Regions from separate parts of the Homo sapiens genome. Here region 2 is linked to region 1. Evidence: read pairs that join two places in POLR2A ChIA-PET (ENCODE). Cell type or tissue: OCI-LY7. All regions are shown on one strand. Links, peaks and the distances in the headings refer to the core of each region. The heading gives the core; the rest is flanking DNA.

Region 1 (2,922 bases), core at 167-2,666:
ATGATAAAGGGATCAATTCAACAAGAGGATATAACAATCCTAAATATGCATGCACTGAACACTGGGCCACCCAGATTCATTAAATATTACTATAGTTAAAGAAAGAGATAGATAGCTGAACAATAATGGTAGGGAACAACACCACACTCATACTAGACAGAAATTGATAATCTGGTCCTAAAATTTATATGGAAATTCAAGGGACCCACAATAGCCAAAACAGTCTTCTCCAAGAATAACAAAGTTGGAGGACTTAACACATCCTGAATTCCAAACTTCTCACAAATGACAGTAATCAAGATAATGTGGTACAGACCTATACACAAATGGAATAGAATCGTGAACCCAGAAATACACCTTCTCATTTAAAGTCAATTTGTTTTTTATGAGGGTGTCATAAAAAAGGTAAGTAATGGTGTTTTAAAATTGTGCTGGAACAATTGGATGTCCACGTCGGTCGTGGAGACCCTAACCCAGTGGCACTAGAGGAATTAAAGACACACACACAGAAATATAGAGTGCGGAGTGGGAATCAGGGGGCTGACAGCCTTCAAAGCTGAAAGCCACAAACAGAGTTTTACCCACATATTCATTGACAGCAAGCCAGTGGTAAGCATTGTTTCTATAGAGTATAGATTAACTAAAATGGGAAACAAAGGGATGGGCTCTGGCTAGTTATCTGCAGCAGGTATATGTCCTTAAGGCACAGACACTCATGCTATTGTTTGTGGTTCAGGAACGCCTTAAGCGGTTTTCCACCCCAGGTGGGCCAGGTGTTCCTTGCCCTCATTCTGGTAAACCAACAACCTTCAGCGTGGGCATCATAGCTATCACAAGCATGTCACACTGCTGCAGAGATTTTGTTTATGGCCAGTTTTGGGGCCTGTTGATGGCCAGATTTGGGGGCCTGTTCCCAACATGTCCCCCTTTTTTGTTTTTGCAAGACGATAGAAGCAAAGGCGGCTTTATCACGGTGAGCTACTTCTTGCAGGAGTCAGGATCCACATCTGCAGACTATACAAAGACAACACAGATTAAAAGTGCAATCATCATTGAAATCACAGAGCCTCCAAGTGTTTTTATCCATTTTAATGGGTTAATAGCTGCTAATCTGTCTGCAGCTCCTTCAAGCACTCCAGTTCCTGGCATTAAGGTCAGGTGTGCCTGGGATGCTTTAAATATTTGTTCTTTTAATTTTGCAATGTCCAACGACAAGTTTGTAGAGTGCCCTTCTAGATGCTTTTTTATTCTGTCCCAAATTTTGATCTTATTAAGAGCCGTTAATAGTTTCCACAAATCCTTATGTTTAGCTCCTAGAGCGGGCCATATCATTTGAGGTTGAGGTGCCACTATACTGCCGTGTTTCCAGATAATAGGAACTCTTGCCATACTTCTTACCATTTCTACCATCTGACCGTTTTGTTCAGACCAACTGAACATAGTGTGGCCATGGCACGCAGACTGAGAGGTACAATTTGTGCTAAACATCCCCTTAGGGGACCAATCAATAATGATTCCATGGGAATCGTTGCGCAGCACCTCTGCCTGTTCTGCAGTGCAATCTTCCCAAACAAGTACGTTCATTTTTTCGGGCCAGGTCCAATTCTGTTTACAAACAGGTTTTTGATGGCAGTATGCCTCAATTATAGGAGCAGATTTATTATGGTAAATAGTGAGACCAGAAAGCATGTGTAACTGTGTCATAGAATGATTACATCCAGGCATTATTGCCAGCCAAGATTGATAGTGAGGGGGTAGGCAACTGGTGACCTTTCCCAAACAGATAGGTGAATGTTCAAATCCTAAAGAAATATTCCTAACAGTTCCTTCCTCATGTGGGTGAGACGGGCCTCTATTATCTGTAGGACCGAGCATCCAAGAGCTATCATTAGTGTATACCTCCACTGGGGGGTCCAGCCAAGTTACAGGCCATAGAAGTGGTGGAAAAGGTAAATATACCCAATAAGTATAATTGTTCTCTGTGTCAGCCCTTGCTAAAGGAATACTCATGGCAATGGTGATCACTGCTATCATAGCTATCATTAAATTACTCATTGTGATTGGTTGTTCCGCTTTCCTCAGGTTTTCTTCCGCCGTCTGTGACAGCTTCTTGATCTGTCCCCAGGTAGGTGGCTGCATTCGACAGGTGTTGCTCGTGACAGTTGGGGTCCTCCTCAGTGTCAGTCTCAACATGGCTGCAACTGGTGTGTGTTTGGAATCCTCCCAAAACCTCTTCCGGAGTATCTGGCTCATAGTAAGGCTTTAGGTATCTCAGTGGCACCCAAATTGGCTGTTGATTCAGTCCTGGCAAAACACAAGCATAACCTCTACCCCAAATTATTATTTTACCTGTTTCCCAATTTTTGTTATTGCATCTCTCCACCAAACCAGTTGTTCTGCTTCTGCCTTTGCAGCTGGTTTCTGTAGATGCTGTTCAGCTGCTGATAGCATCTGGCCTTTAGGCAGGCTCAAAAAATGTAAAGTCAGTAATGCTAGATTCAGTTGCATATTCATGATGTCCTGTAGTCTCTGTTTCCCTCCTTTTGCTTTTGCAACGGCTGTTTCGGGGAGAGATTCATTCATTCCACAATGGGTTGTCCTTGAGAATTACATGGGATGCCAGTAATGTGTTTAATATTCCATACAGAGAAAAATGTAGCTAGAGCTTGGTTAGTATATATAGCCTGGGGCATTGTCCATTTTAATAGATGCTGGAATGCCCATCACCGCAAAATACTGCAAAAGATGATGTTTAACACAGGCAGAAGACTGTCCTGATTGGCATGTAGCCCAGACAAAATGAGAAAAGGTATCTACACATACATGAACATAAGCTAGTCTCCCAAACGAGGGAACATGGGTGACATCCATTTGCCAAAGAGAATTAGGTTCTAATCTGCGAGGATTAACTCCTCCTATAAA
Region 2 (2,922 bases), core at 324-2,823, 78 kb before region 1:
CCTATTCATTCTTCAAGTAGAAGTTCCAATACCATCCCTTCCAAGAAGTTTCCTACACTCTTGAAAGAGTGCATGGGACTGGGCACAGTGGCTCATAACTGTAATTGCAGCACTTAGGGAGGCTGAGGTAGGAGGATTGCTTGAGGCTGGCAGTTTGACACCAGCCTAGGGAACATGGCGAGAGCCTGTCTCTACAAAAAATGAAAAGTGAAAATTAGGCTAATTTTGTACACCTGTAGTCCTAGCTACTCAGGAGGCTGAAGTGAGAGGATTGCTTGAGCCCAGGAGTTTGAGGCTGCAGTGTGGTATGATCATACTCCAGCCTGGGTGGTAGAGTGAGACCTTGTCTCTTAAAAAAAAAAAAATCTTCTAAAAAAGTGCAAAGTGCTCCTCCTTTGTGTTTACCTGCAGTGCATAGTGTTACACACATCTTTATAAGGGAACACCTGAGTAGGATTAGTGTGAGCAACAAGGCTGTTTACTTGGGTGCAAGTCGGCTGAGTCTGAGAAAGGAGTCAATGAAGGGTGGTGGGAGTGGAACTGGTTTTATAGGTTTGGGGTAGGAAGAGGAAAGTTACATTTAGGGGCAGTTTTTTTGGGCAGGGGAAGAATGTCATAAGATGCATAGTCATGAGGTAGGGGGAGGTCACAAGGCACCGTATCACAAGGTCGATTGATTAGTTAGGGTAGGGCAGGAACATATGACAATGGTGGAATGTTGCAAATTTGGTTAATCAGTTAAGGCAGGAACTAGCTGTTTCTTCTTCTTTAGTGGTTCTCTTGTTGCTCCAGGCTTTGTGACTCCAGGAGGCCTGTATGTGTGGGTCACAGGGGTCACAATGGCTTGACCATGGTGTAGCCCATTCAGAGGACCTTACATGTAGAGAACCTTACTTTTTTAAGAATTAACTTTAAGGTGGTATTGAAGCAGAAGACATAAAAAGAAAAACAAGTTTTCCTGTACTAGGCTGACTCACTCAAAGGCCCAGCAATGGGCAGGGCTCTGTTGGGACTTTGATAGCACTATCTACAGAGGCAGGGCCCAGAAGGGATGGGATCCAGAGCCTCTCCCTCCCATCCCAGAGCAGGGATGAAGAAAACAAGTTTTTCTTTCAGCTTCCCCCTTCAGATTCTTCCCCCTTACCGTTGTTCCTTGTTCTGTTCTCATAATTATTTTTGCAAGTTTTGTAAGTTCCTGTTTTTCCCTTCTGTGCAGCACGGCAAGGTCACAAGATAAGTTTGAGTTCTAAAACCTATCACTGTTTGACAAACTGCCTTTGTTCTGCTTCTGTAAGCTCGCTTGCCTGCTCTACAGGTTTCGCGCCATCAAACCGGCCAACCCCATTTCAGATGCATGTATAAAAGTCAAGCCCTGTCTTTGCTCAGGGCTCAGCCTTTGGATGTTAATCCACTGGGCTGGTGCTCACCTAATAAAATCCTCATGTCCCACCCATTGGTCTCTCCTGTCCCTTGATTCCTGCAACAGTGTAACTTATAATAAAATTCCCCTATTTTGGCTGGGCACAGTGGCTCATGCCTGTAATCCCAGCACTTTGGGAGGCTGAGGTGAGTAGGTCACCTGGGGTCAGGAGTTTGAAACCAGCCTGGCCAACATGGTGAAACCCCATCTCTGCTAACATACAAAAATTAGCCAAGTGTGGTGGCAGGCACCTGTAATCCCAGCTACTTGGGAGGCTGAGGCACAAGAATGGTTTGAACCTGGGAGGCGGAGGTTACAGTGAGCCAAGATAATGCCACTACACTCCAGACTGGGCAACCGAGCAACACTCTGTCACAAAAAAAAAAAAAAAAAAAAAAAAAAACCTATTTTAAAAAGTATACAGGTCAGGTGTGGTGGCTTACACCTGGAATCCCAGCACTTTGGGATGCCAAGGCAGGTGGATCACTTGAGGTCAGGAGTTCAAGACCAGACTGGCCCACATGGTAAAACCCCATCTCTACTAAAAATTACCAAAAAAATATTAGCCAGGCATGGTGGTGCATGCTTGTAGTCCCAGCTACTTGGGAGGCTGAGACAGGAGAATTGCTTGAACCTGGGAGGTAGAGGTTTCAGTGAGCTGAGATCACACCACTGCACTCCAGCCTGAGCAACAGAATGACACTCTGTCTCAAAAAAAACAAAAGTGTACCATTTCGTGGGTTTGACAAATGTGTACACCTGTGTAATAGCCACCACAATCAAGATACAGACTATTTCTATTACCCCAGAAAGTTATCTCAGGCCCTATAGGAAATGTCTTATGTCTTTTTTTAAAAATTCTTTTTTTTTCTATTCTTTTTTTCACTCTTGTTGCACTGGCTGGAGTACAATGGCTCAAAGTTGACTCACCGAAACCTCCGCCTCCCGGGTTCAAGTGATCTCCTGCCTCAGCCTCCCAAGTAGCTGGGATTACAGACATGTTCCACCACACCCAGCTAATTATTTTTAGCTCTGTTGCCCAGGCTGGAGTGCAGTGAAGCAATCTCGGCTCACTGCAACCTCTGCCTCCTGGGTTCAAGCGATTCTCCTGTCTCAGCCTCCTGAGTAGCTGGGATTCCAGTCACCCACCACCACACCCAGCTAATATTTGTATTTTTAGTAGCCATGGGGTTTCTCCATGTTGGCCAGGCTGGTCTCAAACTCCTGACCTCAGGTGATCCGCCTAACTTGGCCTCCCAAAGTGCTGGGATTATAGGCATGAGCCACCACACCCAGAGATAACATCACTATTATAGTGCCTAAGATTGTAAATGTTTTTCATACTTTTGCATTCTGACAATCAATTGACCCTACCTGGACCTGTGACTCATGACTCAACCAGTCCTGTGGCCCTCAGCCAGAGGCAGACTGAGTGCAAGAGGACCGTTTTTCATACCGCTATGATTTCATCGCCCACCAATCAACAACACCCATTCCCTAGC

The links. ChIA-PET counts read pairs that join two places held together with the same protein. Peaks named below come from ENCODE experiments on the same cell type or tissue, not always from the same donor. Only the 100,000 strongest peaks of a DNase experiment are listed, where the experiment ranks them.
Region 2: POLR2A ChIA-PET joins it to region 1 with 5 read pairs; 4 of 35 experiments call an interaction of 5 or more read pairs at or near these places.

Annotation. Positions count from the first base shown.
Region 1 is chr16:10,417,499-10,420,420 of GRCh38, forward strand. It overlaps ATF7IP2 (activating transcription factor 7 interacting protein 2), which reads left to right. Exons shown (of 14, transcript NM_001393719.1): 3 at 2,083-2,125. Among named protein-coding and RNA genes, the nearest start is that of ATF7IP2, 33 kb to the left of the region's middle. In OCI-LY7, for the core only: no CTCF peak of the experiment used is centred there; no DNase peak of the experiment used is centred there.
Region 2 is chr16:10,339,227-10,342,148 of GRCh38, forward strand. No RefSeq gene overlaps it. Among named protein-coding and RNA genes, the nearest start is that of ATF7IP2, 45 kb to the right of the region's middle. In OCI-LY7, for the core only: no CTCF peak of the experiment used is centred there; a DNase peak (open chromatin) is centred at 1,415.